Regions from separate parts of the Homo sapiens genome. Here region 2 is linked to region 1. The links are chromatin loops, found by intact Hi-C in ENCODE. Cell type or tissue: CD4-positive, alpha-beta T cell. All regions are shown on one strand.

What was found. A loop is a pair of places that touch in the nucleus more often than their neighbours do. Peaks named below come from ENCODE experiments on the same cell type or tissue, not always from the same donor. Only the 100,000 strongest peaks of a DNase experiment are listed, where the experiment ranks them.
Region 2: a loop joins it to region 1, with 4 times the contacts of the local background. A loop is called at or near these places in 11 of 110 quality-filtered maps.

The regions. Positions count from the first base shown.
Region 1 is chr21:14,250,064-14,258,063 of GRCh38, forward strand. No RefSeq gene overlaps it. Among named protein-coding and RNA genes, the nearest start is that of RBM11, 38 kb to the left of the region's middle. In CD4-positive, alpha-beta T cell, CTCF peaks have their summits at 3,693 (motif pointing right) and 3,895; no DNase peak of the experiment used is centred here.
Region 2 is chr21:14,741,335-14,749,334 of GRCh38, forward strand. LOC124905054 (a long non-coding RNA gene) reads right to left here and starts at 3,155. Exons shown (of 2, transcript XR_007067926.1): 1 at 3,120-3,155; 2 at 1,828-2,039. In CD4-positive, alpha-beta T cell, no CTCF peak of the experiment used is centred here; no DNase peak of the experiment used is centred here.

The sequences.
Region 1 (8,000 bases):
GATCTTTGTGACCTACTCCCTGTTCGTACACTCCCTCCCCTTTTGGAATCCCTAATAAAAACTTGCTGGTGTTGCGGCTCAGGTGGCCATCACAGACCTACCAATGTGTGATGTCACCCCTGGTGGCCCAGCTGTAAAATTCCTCTCTCTGTACTGTTTCTCTTTATTTCTCAGGCCAGCTGACACTTAGGGGAAATAGAAAGAACCTATGTTGAAATATTGGGGGCAGGTTCCCCTATAGATGGCTTGCTGTTTCCCACAGCTGAACTCATTGGCCACTTACTTCCATCAGCCAGGCAGTCTCCAGAAAATTCTCCCAGACCCAGGCAAGATACTACCATGGCTGTTGTGAGTTTTATTTTCTTCTGTTTCTACTAGTGGTTATCTTAGAAGCTGAGTGAAGCAAATTAATTACAGTCATGTTCTTAAAATGACAAGAAGTTATTAAATAACACTTTTATTCATGAGATATAAAATAGACAAAAATCAAACCAAGCAGGTGGGGTAAAAATACCATACAAAGACTGATTTTGGTTTCCAATGATCTCAAAAGTAAATTTAAAGTACTGATATTTTCTGTAATTTTCATTTTTTTAACTAGGAAAATCATATAAAGACATGCTAGGACAATTCATTTAAACATAAAAAATAAACATTTCATAAAAATCACATCAGTGCTGATGACTTAATGGCAGCCTAATATCCTGAAAGTAAACTAATCTGTCACCATAGCTTTTTTTTTTTTTTTTTGAGACAATCTCCTCTGTTACCCAGGCCGGAGTGGTGCAATCTTGGCTCACTGCAACCTCTGCCTCCTGGGTTCAAGCGATTCTCCTGCCTCAGCCTCCTGAGTAGCTGAGATTACAGGCATGCACCATGAAGACTGGCTAATTTTTGTATTTTTAGTAGAGACGGGGTTTAACCATGTTGGCCAGGCCTGTCACCATAGCTTTTGAGGGCTATTTGGTACCTTTAAATCAAATAAACTGGGTATTAATTCTTCTTAACACTCACCTGAAGATTCATTGTTTATTAATACTTAAGTCAAGTGTGTAATGATAAGTAATCTGATTGCAGGCACATATACATTTAATTTGATTTATATGGTTACTTAGAACATTTTCAGAACTTACCATATTCTAGCAGTTCTAAATTCCCTATATAACAGGTCCTTTAATATTTCTTCATGAAATGGAATACCTGAAATCCATATCCATCCCATATTAAGTACAGAATCATGGACCAATGAAATTTGCATAATTTTATATGCAAAGTGGGAGACAATGATCTATCCCCACGTTGGGGCTAAAGTACTAAGATTGTCCTAAGTACCTTGTAAATGCTTAGTAAATATGATTTTCCCTCTAGACCACAATAATTATTCCACATTTGTTCAAGAGTTCTATTTGTACTTATGAGAGGGCACATGGAAATGGACCAACATTCTGTCAGTACAAACACTGAAAAGCAAAGCTTTGTTCCCCAAGAATGAGAGAACACTCAACAAAGCAGCATGGTTTAACAGCTTGCAATGTTAACAAAAGGATATTTTACAGTATGTTCAGCTCTCCATATCTCTGTGCCTATGCTTATCCATTGAATCAGATAATTGATATCATCCTTTAATTCAGTTATCTGTGCAAGAATCTATTTTAATATTTCTTTACCCTGTAGAAAACAGGATTAGAAGAGGACTATACCTCATTTCCTCAATTTTTAAGTCCATTATCTAACTAGCATATTCAGATTGTGAAGGAAAAGTTGCTATAATGTGATACAGCAGGAACAGTGAGTTAAAATTCTTCCTAGCAAATCCAAGGCAACTATATTCACATCCTAGAGTGCAGTGATGATGGACATAACTAGATATTCGGTGTTCAACATATCATTTTACTTTATTCTACAGTTTTATCTATGCAAAGACAATGTTCGTGTTCTGACTTATCATCTCCTCTGCTACCATGGAGACACCAATGTTTAAAATACTTTACAAAATTCATTTTTGCAGTGAGAAATAGAAGAGCAATATATGTTTTACATGTGTCTGAGAATTGTTATATTATAATCCTGCAGCTTTCTGAAAGACAAATAGCAGTTGATAAATACAGAATGGTTATACAGAATTATCAATCCTTCTTAGTGGCTTTCAGAAGGCTAAGGAAATCATTTCAGACTTAAGAACTATGAAGCCAAACTAAACACTAATCCCAGAAAAAGACTCCTTGTCTTGCATTCTAACCATAAGTACTTCCTTTGAGATTTCGTAAAACAAGAAAACAAAAGCAAACAAACAAACAAAACCCTTAAAAACAGGGTTTGGCTATTAATCCAACTAATTCTTATATGCGGAATTTTTTTCTGATTTATCAAATCCAGTAGAGAGTAACAACCAGTTAACTACACAGTAAGCAAACTCCACTCTGACAACCATAATTCAAGAAGCTGTAGACATCAAGCTTCTAGTAAAAAGTACAGAGTCAGGGGCATTCAGTATATGTTAGGACTGATCAATTAACTCTCCTTGACCCTTTGCTCTTCTCTCATGATGCTTTTTGTCAAAAATACAGTCATCATCACTTAATCGTGGGGATATATTCTGAGACATGTGTCATTAGGTGATTTAGTTGTTGTACCAACATCATAGAGTGTACTTACACAAACCTAGATAGAAAGACTAACTACCCACCTAGGCTATATGGTATAGCTTATTGCTCCTAGGCTACCACCCTGTACTGCATGTGACTGTCCTGAATACCACATGCAATTGTAACACAGTGGTATCTGTGTATTTAAACATATCTAAACATAAAAAAATACAATAAAAATGCAGTATTATAATCTTATGTGGTCAACCACCGTATATGCTGTCACATAGTTCAGTTGTTGACTGAAATGTTGTTATGTGGTGCCTGGCGGTATCTCATCCATCAACTCTGTGAAGCACACCTGTGTCCATATTCCATCCCCCACCAAGCTCACCCTGAATACCAATCCCTTATACAAAAATGCCTATTGTGTGCTATAACTGTGGATATTGAATGTTGTTGATTGTTTGGAAAACAGGGGTGAAAAGCCAAGATTCAAAATAATAGGAAGTTCTGCTTCAAAAACTAAGCACTTCTCCCTGAATTCCCTCTCAGGAAGGGAACCCTTCTTGAAATGTATCTCAGAGGTGACAATGGACAGCTTTTTAAAAAAACTCCTTTTAATCACACACTTGTGTGTGCATAGGTATCTGGCTGACACCTGATCATTAAGAATAAAATAGATTATTTTGGTCCACAGAATTTCACAGATGGGTAGTAAAAGTCAGTTGCCAGTTCCATTAAATAAATAAAACAACAACAACAAGAACCTTAGTAGAGCTCCTTTATAAATGATTTCTTCTACTACACAAAACAGGGTGAATCACTGTGAAATGTGGCCAGGTTAATTAATCAAAAGGAAGATGCTTTTATTTGATATTGTTCATTGACAGAATTTTTTTTTCAGAAAAGCCACTTTTGCAAAATATGTAGGAAAAATACTTAATATAATTATAATTCCTTAAGAACTTAAATACATTTCAAAAATATTATCTAAAAATGTGCTACAACTAGCTTAGTCTATTTCTAGTGAAGTGTTAAAAAAAGAATTAAAGAATTAATCTTAAAAGCTAGCATCTGTGTTTTCATTGTGTAAAATCTTTGTTTAGAAAAATACCTTGAAAAGCCACTAGAGGGCAATAATTAGCGAAAAACTAGGAAATGTAAAATGTACCAGGACCCGACAGAAATGAATAGGATGGTGTGGGAAAGAACAAAGAAGAAAAACTGAGGTAAACTGAAAGAGGAGCAAGAGAGAAGACAATTACAAACATGGTGCAAGACTTCATCCATTATTGGCAGAAGGTGCCACGGGACAGTGTTCACTATTCAGTTTCAAATTTGCAGCAATATCAACCTAGACTGTCTGTCCAGAGCACCAGTAAAGTCAGCAATGCCAGCAAAGGCCTTCTGTGAATAGGGTGTGTGTGTGTGTGTGTGTGTGTGTGTGTGTGTGTGTGTGTGTGTGTGTTGACAATAAGGAAACCTCTGGAGTCGGTATTTGAGTAAACAATGTTTGGAACAGTGCCAATATATTACTTGTCTTAACTTAGTAGAAGCAAGAGTTTGAAAGTAAAGATGGCTATGGCAATGACTATATTGAGTACTCCTAGAAATCTTGGAGATGCCTTTTAATTTTTCACAAGACATGAATTTAGGGTTTGAACCAATCTTGTGATCTTAAGTGGCAGGAACAGTTTAGCTATCACAAATTGTAGATTAAACACAAATACACAGAACACTCCTTAATTATTGAGGAAAAGATTAGCACAGGGCTTTTAAGGGGTTGCTGGTTCACAGTGGCAGATAAAACAGTCATATGCATACACACATATATAAGGCAAATTTTGGCATAAAAAACAACACATATACATGCTTTATTTTTGGCATATATATGTATAGGTGTGTGTACGTGTGTGCGTCATATATATAATATATATATATGTTGTTTCATATGCCAAAAATCAGGCATATAAAACAATAGGAAGTCCCAGAAGAAAGAAGAGCCCAGTACATTTATGTAATACGCTGTTCCTAAAAGTGGGGGCAGCAATAAAAGTACTCTAGACCCAGAGTTTGCAGATATCAGGAATAAGGAAGTATCCAGGAGCAACTGCCAGTGTGATCTGTTATGTTATTTGCAGAAGGATCCCCTGGGCTGGTTTTCCTCTGCCCATCTCCTGTGGGATCCTCCTGTGGGGAGCAGCACCAAGGCGCTAGAACTCCAGGTGGATCTGCAAGAAGTGCATCACACTTACCACTGACCTTAGCAGGTGTTCTTTGTTTTTATTCCATTTATATTTACATTTTTATGATAGAAAACTATACTATTTGAATATCAATATTGTTACTAATTCTAGGGATGTGGACCAAACAGATAAATGTAATCAAAATGGTTTCATTTTATAAAATTTATTTTTTATTTCTAAGTCAATCATTTTAATAGGTATGTACTGGTATCTTACTGTGGTTTTAATTTACATTTTCCTAATGAATAACAATGTTGAATATCTTTTCATGGCTTTTTTGCCACCTGAATATATTTTCATTGGTCTGTTCAACTCATTTAAAAAAATTGGTTGTTTGTATTCTTAGTATTGGGTTTTGAGAGAATTCTTTTTATATTCTGGATATAAGTCCATTATAAGATGTGTAATTTGCAGATATTTTCTCCTAGCTGGTGCTTGTCTTTTCATTCTCTTAACATGTTGTTTGAAGAGCAGAAGTTTTGAATTTTACGAAGTCTAACATCAACTTTTTTCTTTAACTTTTATTTTAGCTTCCCAGGTACATGTGGAGGATCTCAGTTTTGTTACGTAGGTAAATATGTGCCATGGTGGTTTACCGCACAGAACAACCCAGCACCTAGCTATTTAGCTCAGCATCCATAAGCTATTCTCCCTGATGCTCTCCCTCCCGCCATCCACCCAAGACAGGCCCCAATGTGTGTTGTTCCCCACCATGTGTCCATATGTTCTCATCTTTCAGCTCCCACTTACAAGTGAGAACACATGGTGTGTGGTTTTCTGTTCCTGCATTAGTTTGCTGAGGAGAATGTCTTCCAGCTCCATCCATGTCCCTACAAAGGACATGATCTCATTCCTTTTTATGGCTGGATAGTATTCCATGGTGTATATGCGCCACATTTTCTTTATCCAGTCTATCATTGATGGGCATTTAGGTCGTTACCATGTCTTTGCTATTGTGGATAGTGCTGCCGTGAACATAATCATGCATGTGTCTTTATAATAGATTGATTTATATTCCTTTGGGCATATATCCAGTAATGGGTTTGCTGGGTCAAATGGTATTCTGCTTCTAGATTTAGAGGAATCATCACACTGTCTTTCAGAATGGTTGAACTAGTTTACATTCCCACCAACAGTGTAAAGGTGTTCCTTTTTCTCCACAACGTTGTCAGCATCTGCTACTTCTTAACAAAGATGGTTGTAGGTGTGTGGCCTTATTTCCCAGTTCTCTATTCTGGTCCATTGGTCTATATGTCTGTTTTTGCACCAGTACCATGCTGTTTTGGTTACTGCAGCCTTCACTTTACAAAATTTCTAACATATCTGAAGGGTTGCTAACTTCTCTTACAAGTTAGGGAAGTCAGTATACCATAAAGCACTTGGGTGATACTTTGTGCATTCCCTTAGAGAACTATTTCCTTAGAAATCCGAAGCCTGTCTCTGAGTCAGGGTAATTCTCTGTCACCTTGAAACTCACTTTTGGGTTCATTGTGATTCTGCATTCTGTCCCATTTCATGGCTTCCTAGGAAGAAAATATAAACTGGTTACTAATAGGCCTAGGGGGGAGTCCAAGAGTAGTGTTTGGTTTTGGAGGAATTCGCTTTTTTTTTTTGAGGCGGAGTCTCGCTCTGTCGCCCAGGCTGGAGTGCAGTGGCGCGATCTCGGCTCACTGCAAGCTCCGCCTCCCGGGTTCACGCCATTCTCCTGCCTCAGCCTCCCGAGCAGCTGGGACTACAGGCGCCCACCACCACGCCCGGCTAATTTTTTGTATTTTTAGTAGAGACGGGGTTTCATCGTGTTAGCCAGGATGGTCTCGATCTGCTGGCCTTGTGATCCGCCCGCCTCGGCCTCCCAAAGTGCTGGGATTACAGGCATGAGCCACCGCGATTCTCTTTTAAAGGTGAAAGCTGTTTGCCCTGAGAGAGTACTGGTCTCTTCCTCTCAAGGGGACTATACTGTTCTTATTTGGCCACTGAACTGATGGTTAAGTACAGTGGGTTAAGAGAACAAAAGGCCTAGAGATGTTACAGGGAATATGTTGTTCCCTCTGCTCATGTTTCTACTCTGTAGATATCCCAAAAGGGATTTTTTTTTTAAATTTTTTATTTCTATAGGTTTTTGGGGGAACAGGTGGTATTTGGTTATATGAGTAAGTTCTTTACTGGTGATTTGTGAGATTTATATTTAGAATTTATATTAATAAATATAAATTTATTTATACTATATATAATTAAATCTACATAGTAGATTTATATTTATGTAGATTTCTACTATAGTAGATCTATATAAGTTATAATATAAATATATAGAGATTTATATTAGATTTACCTAATAATTTATATTATAATAGATTTACACAAATAAATATCAATATATTAATAAATATACATTTATTAATCTACATAGTAGATTTATATTTGTACACATATATCCTATTGATTGTATTTCTCTGAAGAACACGGATGAATACGCTACTGATCTTATCATCCTTCCACCCTCACATTTGCCCATACTTTATACAACCGTTTGGTATTGCTATTTCACTCTTTAAGGGGTGTATCACAGGTTGGGTTCTACAGGAAGCAGACTCTGTGATGGAGTTTAGCATACAGTATGTTTCCTAGAGAATGCTCTTGGGATCGCCACCAGTGACAAGGAAGAGATGTGAGCAGCAATGGGCAGAGGAAAAGGTGAAGAGTGAAGGAGGCCACTGCCTCTTCATAATCGGAGCTATCCTGTTTTGCACTGAAGTGGTCTGGTCTTTGTACCCCAATGTCTACCAGTCATTTACTGTAGCCACCACAGAAGTGTGTGGCCTTTGGCCAGACTGCTCTTAGCAGCTGAGACAACCCTGTGAGGACTTGGCAACTAAAGGCTCTCTGCTGGCACCTATCCCAGCAAACTTTGGGGTGACAAATCCTCCTTGAAGGTTGTCTGGGTGGTGCAGCTTCATGTCCCCCACTGGGTCATTCCCTGATTGCTTTTATTACAGATTCTCTCCCTGCAGTTTTTCTTTGTTTCTTTCTTTTTTTTTTTTTTTTTTTTGAGACTGAGTGTCACTCCTGTCGTCCAAGTGGGAGTTCAATGCAATGGCGCGACCTCAGCTCACTGAAACCTCCGCCTCCCGGGTTCAAGCGATTCTCCTGCCTGTAATCCCAAGTAGCT
Region 2 (8,000 bases), 490 kb after region 1:
AACTCTGACTCCTAGGACTCTTCCAAAGCTCCTCCTTGAAGTGGCCATTTGCATCACCTGAGAGCATGAAAGCCTTGAAAAATCTCAGGCCCCATTCCAGGTTCAGTGAATCAGACTCTACCATGTGACAAGATCCCCAGGTGGTATGTGTACACAGTGAACTTGAGAAGCACTGATCTAGAATACAATTTTAAAACTACCAAATTACCCCATGCTGTTCTTCCTAATTAAAATCTCTGGCTTAGCTTTCCCAATGCCTACTTCGCAGTGTTGTTAAAACCATGAGTGTGAACTCATTTTGTAAAGTACACATTCTATAAACAAAAGGTACTCTTATTAGTTCCAAGTTCCTGGAAGTTTCCGCTACCTCTCTGCTTGTGTTCTAGCTTAAAATCTTGAAATTTCCATTAAAATAATTCTATATGATAAAGCTATCCCCATGTCTTAGCAGATATTCACTAGGAAATCAATCCTTGTTTGATTTGCTTATAGAATTTCTGTGTAACAAATAATTCCATATCAGTTGTTTCTCTGATCTCTGCTTATCTAAGTCACTTTCTATGATTGAAGTATTTAATTGTGTGTTATTTGCACTGTGTACTGGGTGAGCTGTATTTGATAAGTCAAGTGCTTTACCCAGTAATCACACTTAAATCCCCTTCCCAATTAGTATACCCCACCTTAAATATTTCAAATAATGAAGTAAAGTCCATTTTAAAAAATTAATACGGCTAAACAACATATGAACTAATAGGTTATTAATAAATGATGGACACTCAAATATATTGAATGAATGAATTAAAAATTTGAAGAAATAAATTTCAAGAAGGTTCAGCAAATTCCTCACCAACTATTGTATTTAATCCTTTGTTTTTACCTGAAAATTCATTTCAGCGAGGCTACTCTGTAATGCTAGTTTTTTTCCAACTTATAATGTGATATGTAAAAACTTATTTTGGCAAGTTTCCAAAAAGCTCAAAACTATGCAGCTAACCTAAGTTCATGATGAAAAGATTTGACTCATTGTGCTTTTTGTGTGTACGCTCACTGGTTAATTAATTTAAGAAGAAGTCTCACTTATATAACTGAGATGTTAAATGGCTGGATGATCTCATGATTCCCATTTCAGTACATTGACTTTTTTTAAAAAAACTTAATTATAAGAGTTGTCATTAGATTACTTAGAAACAAGAGTATTAGAGTGTGGATTGATTCCTCTCTCTGTTTTCTTTCTATAAAAACTCTACAGATATATGCATCTCCTGGAAGGAAAAGAAATAAAATTAACCCCATATCTATGTTTAATTGTCTTAATGTGAAATATATGATATTTTCAATCACCAGTATATTGTATATTCAATCATGTCATTTTACAGCTGGATCTTAGAGATTACTATTACATATCTCACACTCATGCCCTATTTTCTCTCCAAACTGGTTGCATTTCCTTCCCTATTTCTGTATATTTTATTTTATTTTTTGCTTTCTTGCTCTCTTTTACAGTACTTTGGAATTTTGAAAGCCAACATTAAGGTAGCATTAAGGTTATGAATTTAAAATGCTGGAGGTGAGCATAGGCAAAGAGTAAGTTTCTTCAAGTAACACTATATATGATTAAAAACAAACTACATGCTTTCAAAAATGCATGCCATAAGGAAGAAATGAGGGGTGGGATGCTCACTGTTATATTGTATGAAAAGAACACATTAAAAAGAGTCATATAATTTGTTTTCTAGGGTATAGACCATGAAAAAGGTATACTTAAACTCTTAAATGCAGTATATTATTCTTCCCCATTAAATACTTTAGAAAAATTTAATCCAAATATCCAAAAAAATTTTAGTTTATTAAGATTGTAAGTGGCTAATAGCTTCAGATTCAGAGGGAACAAGGGGGTAGAGGGACAGCCCTTCATAGGCAGCTACCATTTAAGTGTTCCATTGTCATCCTTAGTGTCAGGAGAGCTAGGACTTTTAGGTTACAGAGGATTTTCCAAGTAAATAATACTGAGTAACTCTGCCAATTGAAGTCTACACGATCTGAAAGAGAAAATAACACAGAAGTCCCCCTTTAGGTTTAGTTTTAAATACAATATTCACTGAGATAATAAGAAACTACTAGTGTTCCAGAACTGTAGAGCCTAGAGCAGCTTGATGCTGTCTCACAATAAACTGACAGAGTTCATTTGGAGGAATTCAAAATTCGCTCAGAAAAATTTCTGAATCTACTAATTTTTTTTCAAAGACTATAACTTGTGATTCTAGCATAAAAGATAAAAGACAAAAATATCAAAAGTAACTATAGCTACAACAATTTGTTAATGGATTTATAAAATTAAAAGATATAAGTTGTGACATAAATAGCATAAAATATGGTGGGGGTGCAGAGTGAGAGTGTAGACATTTTGTATGCAATTGAAGTTAAGCTGTTATTAGCTTAAAATAGACTGTTATAACCCTAAAATGTTACACATAAACTCCATGGTAACCACCAAGAAAAAACTTCTAGAAGATACCAAAAAGATAAAAAGAAAGGAATCAAAGCATAACACTATAAAAATTCAACAAATCACAAAGGAAGACAAATCACAAAGGAAGACAAATCACAAAGGAAGACAAATCACAAAGGAAGACAGCAAGATTGGTAGAAGAGAACAAAGGAAATAGTAATAAAATGGCAACAGTAAGTTCTTGCATGTCAATAATTATCTTAAGTGTAAATGGATTAAATTCGCAATCAAAAGACACGGTAATTAGATGGAGTAAAATTTTGTATAAGTCTATTTTCACACTACCTGGCCAGGCACAGTGGCTCACGCCTGTAATCCCAGCACTTTGGAAGGCCAAGGCGGGCGGATCATGAGGTCAGGAGATCAAGACCATCCTGGCTAACATGGTGAAACCCTGTCTCTACTAATATAAAAAAATTAGCCAGGTGTGGTGGCATGCACCTGTAGTCCCAGCTACTCAGGAGGCTGAGGCAGGAGAATCGCTTGAATCCTGTAGGCAGAGGTTTCATTGAGCCAAGATCACACCACTGCACTCCAGCCTGGGCAACAGAGTGAGACTCCATCTCAAAAAAACAAAACAAAACAAAACAAAACAAAACAAAAAATCTACCTGAGACTGGGTATTTTATAAAGGAAAGAGCAGTTCTGCAGGCTGTACAGGAAGCATGGCTGGAAAACCTTAGGAAACTTACAATCATGGCAGAAGGCAAAGGGAAAGCAAGCACATCTACCATGGCAGAGCAGGACAGAGAGAGAGAAGAGAGCTAAGGGGGAAGTGCTACACACTTTTAAACAAACAGATCTTGTGAGAACTACCTCACTGTCATGAGATCAACAGGGTGAAATTCTGCCCCCGTGATCCAATCACCTCCCACTAGGTTCTTCCCCCAACACTGGAGATTTCAATTCAACATGAGGTTTGAGTGGAGATACAGAAACAAACCATATTATTCCACTCGTGGCCCCTCCCAAATATCATGTCCTTCTTACATTTCAAAACCAATCATGCCTTCCCAACAGTCCCCCAGAGTCTTAACTCATCCCAGCATTAACTCAAAAGTACAAGTCCAAAGTCTCGTCTGAGACAAGCAAGCCAAGTCCCTTCTACCTATGAGCCTGTGAAGTGAAAAACAAGTTACTTCTAAGATAAAATGGGAGCACAGGCTTTGGGTAAATATTCCTGCTCTAAATGGGAGAAATTGGCCAAAACAAAGAGGGGCTACAAGCCCCACACAAGTCTGAAACCCAGCAGAGCAGTCATTAAATCTTAAAGCTCCCAAATAACCTCCTTTGCCTCCATGTCTCTCATCTAGGCCATATTGAAGCAAGGGGTGAGCTCCGAAGGCCTTGGGCAGCTCTGCCCCTGTGGCTCTGCAGTGTCTAGCCCCTGCGGCTGCTTTCTCAAGCTGGCATTGAGTGCCTATGGCTTTTCCAGGTTTGTGGTGCAAGCTGTCATTGGATCTACCATTCTGGGGTCTGGAGGACAGTGGCCTTCTTCCCACAGCTCCACTAGGCTGTGCCCCAGTGAGGACTCAGTGGTGGCTCCAACCCCACATTTCCACTTTGCACTGCCCTAGTAGAGGTTCTCCATGAGGGCTCTGCCCCTGCAGCAAACTTCTGAATAGACATCCAGGAATTTCTATACATCTTCTAAAATCCAGGTGGAAGCTCCCAAACCTCACCTCTTGCTTTCTGTATACCCACAGGTCCAACAACACATGAAGTAATGACTCAAGCTGTACCTTCACCCCTTTTAGCCACGGCTAGAGCTGGAGCAGCTGAGATACAGGGTACCATGTCTGGAGGCTGCATAGACCAGCAGGGCCCTGTGCCTGGCCCATGAAACCTTTTTTCCCTCCTAAGGCTCCAGGCCTGTGATGGGAGGGGCTGCCACAAAGGTCTCTGAAATATCTTGAAGACATTTTCCCCACTGTCTTGGCTATTCATATTTTGTTCCTCTTTACTTATGCAACTTCTGTAGCAGGCTTGAATTTCCCTCCAGAAAATTGATTTTTCTTTTCTACCACTTGGTAAGGCTGCAGATTTTCCAAACTTTTATGCTCCTCTTCCCTTTTAAATACAAATTCTCTTTGCTTATGCAAATGGCCATAGGATTTTAGAAGCAGCCAGATAACCTCTTGAGTGCTTTGCTGCTTAGAAATTTCCTCTGCTAGATAACCCAAATCATCTCTCTCAAGTTCAAAGTTCCATAGATCTCTAGGGCAGTGGCAAAATGCTGCCAGTCTCTTTGCTAAAGCATAGCAAGGATGACCTTTGTTCCAGTTCCCAATAAGTTCCTCATCTCCATCTGAGACCACTTTAAGCTGGATTTCATTGTCCATATTACAATATGTGTTTTGGTCAAAACTACTCAACAAATCTCTAGGAAGTTCTGCACTTTCCCTCACCCTCCTGTCATTTTCTGATCCCTCCAAATTGTTCCAACCTCTGCCCATTATCCAGTTCCAAAGTCACTTCCACATTTTCAAGTATCTTTATAGCAATGCCCAACTCCTCTAGTACTAAGTTTTTATGTTAGTTCATTTTCACACTGCTATAAAGAACTATGTGAGACTGAGTAATTTATAAAGAAAAGAGGTTTAATTGACTCACAGCTCGATAGGCTGTACAGGAAGCATGGCTGGGAGGCCTCAAGAAACTTACAATCAGGGTGGAAGGTGAAGGGGAAGCAAACATGTCTTACCATGTCAGAGCAGGAGACAGAGAGACAGTGGGCAAACAGGGAAGTGCTACACACTTTTAAACAACCAGATCTCCTGAGAACTCACTCACTATAGTGAGAACAGCAAGGGGAAAATCCACCCCCCGATCCAATTACCTTCCACTGGGTCCATCCTCCAACAATGGGGATTACAATTTAACATGAGATTTGGGTGAGGACACATAGCCAAACCATATCATCTTTTAAGGATTTATTTTTAGAAGATCATAGGGTATAAACATTCTTATGACAGAGGGCATGACATAAGAATTTAGAAAACAGAGAATTTAGAAAATAGTCCAGAATTGCTGTCCAGAAAATATTAACTATTGAAAAGGAAATAAGCATTTGAAATAGAAATATAAAGTTAAGCATAAAAGTATTAACATCTAATTATTATAAACTTTCTGTAATTGAAGTTGAACTGTTAGGACAATTTTTAAAGGCAGTATAGTGGTTAAGCATTGCCTTTGAAGCCATCCTTTATGGGTTTAATTCCATTCTGCTATTTGCTTGTTGGGTATTGTATAATTTTCTATGGTTTTCATAAGCGAATACCACAGATTTGGTGGCATAAACAACAGAATTTTATTTTCCTAACTCTGAAGGCTGGAAGTCCATGATCATGGTGCAGGGTTAGGTTCTAATGAGGCCTCTCCTCTTAGTTTGCAGATGGCCATCTTCTTGCTGTGCCCTCACATGGTCTTCTTTTCTGTGCGTGTGCATGCCTGGTGTGTCTTCCTCTTCTTAGAAGGTCATTGGTCCTATTGGATTATAGCCCCACACTTGTGACCTCATTTAACTTATTAACCTCCTTAAAAACTCTGTCTCCAAATATAGTCACATTAGGGGTTAGTGATTCAACACATGAATATTGGGAGGACACAATTCAATCCATAACACGTATACTTGGCCAAGTTACTCGATGTCTGCATATCTGAGTTATCTCATTTGTAAAATCAAGGTAATAATACTTTATTGGCTATGATGGGATTAAATGTGCTTTTATGCATAAAGCATTCAAGAACAGTGCCTAGCACATGGTAAGTGTTCAATAGATAAGTAGTGTCACATTTAAAAATTGAAAGTTTACATGGACATTGTATGCATTAATCATAATACACTATAAAAATAGCTTCCATAACAGGATTTCTAAATTGGATACAATAACAATTCTTATAATTATTAGGAGTAATTAGTATTAACAGAGAAGAAATAGAAACATTAAGCAAGTAATCCAAAATCATATAATGAATTGACAGCATGATTAAGTGCAAATGTTTCAAGAAAAGTTATATCCTTTTAATTCCTTTTAAATTAAAATAACTGTCATAAAGAAGACTAGTCATCTTCTATAGTAAATATTTTTGAATTTTAGTAGGTAGAAACATGGGCTTAAAAATTTTTTAAATCACTTGGAAGATTTCACTTATTTCAGCTTTTTTAAACTGCTCCATCCACATAGAAAATAAACCTCCTAATACAACTAGCTCCAAAATGTTTAGTAGGATGTTTAAGAATAAGAAAAATGGGCCAGACGCAGCGGTTCATGCTTGCTATCCCAGCACTTTAGGAGACCAAGGCAGGTGGATCACCTGAGGTCAGGAGTTCAAGACCAGCCTGACCAACATGGTAAAACCCCGTCCCTACTAAAAATGGAAAATTAGCTGGGTGTGGTGGCATATGCCTGTAATTCCAGCTACTCGGGAGGCTGAGGCAGAAGAATCACTTGAACCCGGGAGACGGAGGTTGCAGTGAGCCGAGATCGTGCCATTGCACTTCAGCCTGGGCAACAAGAGTGAAACACCTTCTAAAAAAAGAAAAGAATAAGAAAAATAAGTGCCAAGATACTAACAGCATCCATATTACCTCCTTATTGAAATAAACTTACTGGAAAATGAAGCAACCCACAAGTAATACCTGAGTTGTATTTTGTGAGGAGTAGTAGGCAAGGTAACATTGAAAATGCAAAGGAAGGTATGATATATAAACAGGTAATTAAGATAATATAGATATTCACATAATATCTTTGAGTATAGCTGAAGGACACCTAACTCAGCATGGCAGAGAGAGATTGGGCAAGAATTCCAGCATCATAGTGGTCATCTTGGAATAAATGGAGAAATGGCATTGAGCTGAAGATGACTACAAGATAGCTGCCAATAGGGGCAGTGGAAAGGGATAGCTTAGGCAGCAGAGGTGTAGAAGACAGGCTTAAATGTGACAAAACTAGAGGCAGAGAGAGTAGTAAAAACAGCTATGATGATCCAGCCAGAATTAGCTAGTGGGGATAAAAGAAAAAGAGCAGAAAAAGTGGAGAAACACTTAAGCATTAAAAGTATTAGAACTATGGATGGGTAGATATGGAACTGTGGGAGAGGAAAAGGATTAGACAGCAATTCAGGAAGAGGAGCCATTTAGAGGGAAGATGACACATTCAGATTTCAAACTATTAGGATCAACGTGATGGTAAGTGGTTGACGGAAGTTTGAATATATAAATCTAGAGCATGGGGATTAAGGCTGGGCTGTATAGCAGTTGAAACAAGAGACTGGACAAGATCACCCATAGAGTATTAAAAATGACAAGCGGGTAGGGAGAAGAAAGGGATAAAGTGAGGTATAAAAATATAGTCAGATAGAAGAAATAATCCCTCGTATTAAGTAAATCAGTAATTATAGTAAACAGTAACCTATTGTACATTTCAAAAGAGGTAGTGATGAATAATTACAATGTTTCCAGCATAAAGAAAATATGAATGTTTAAGGT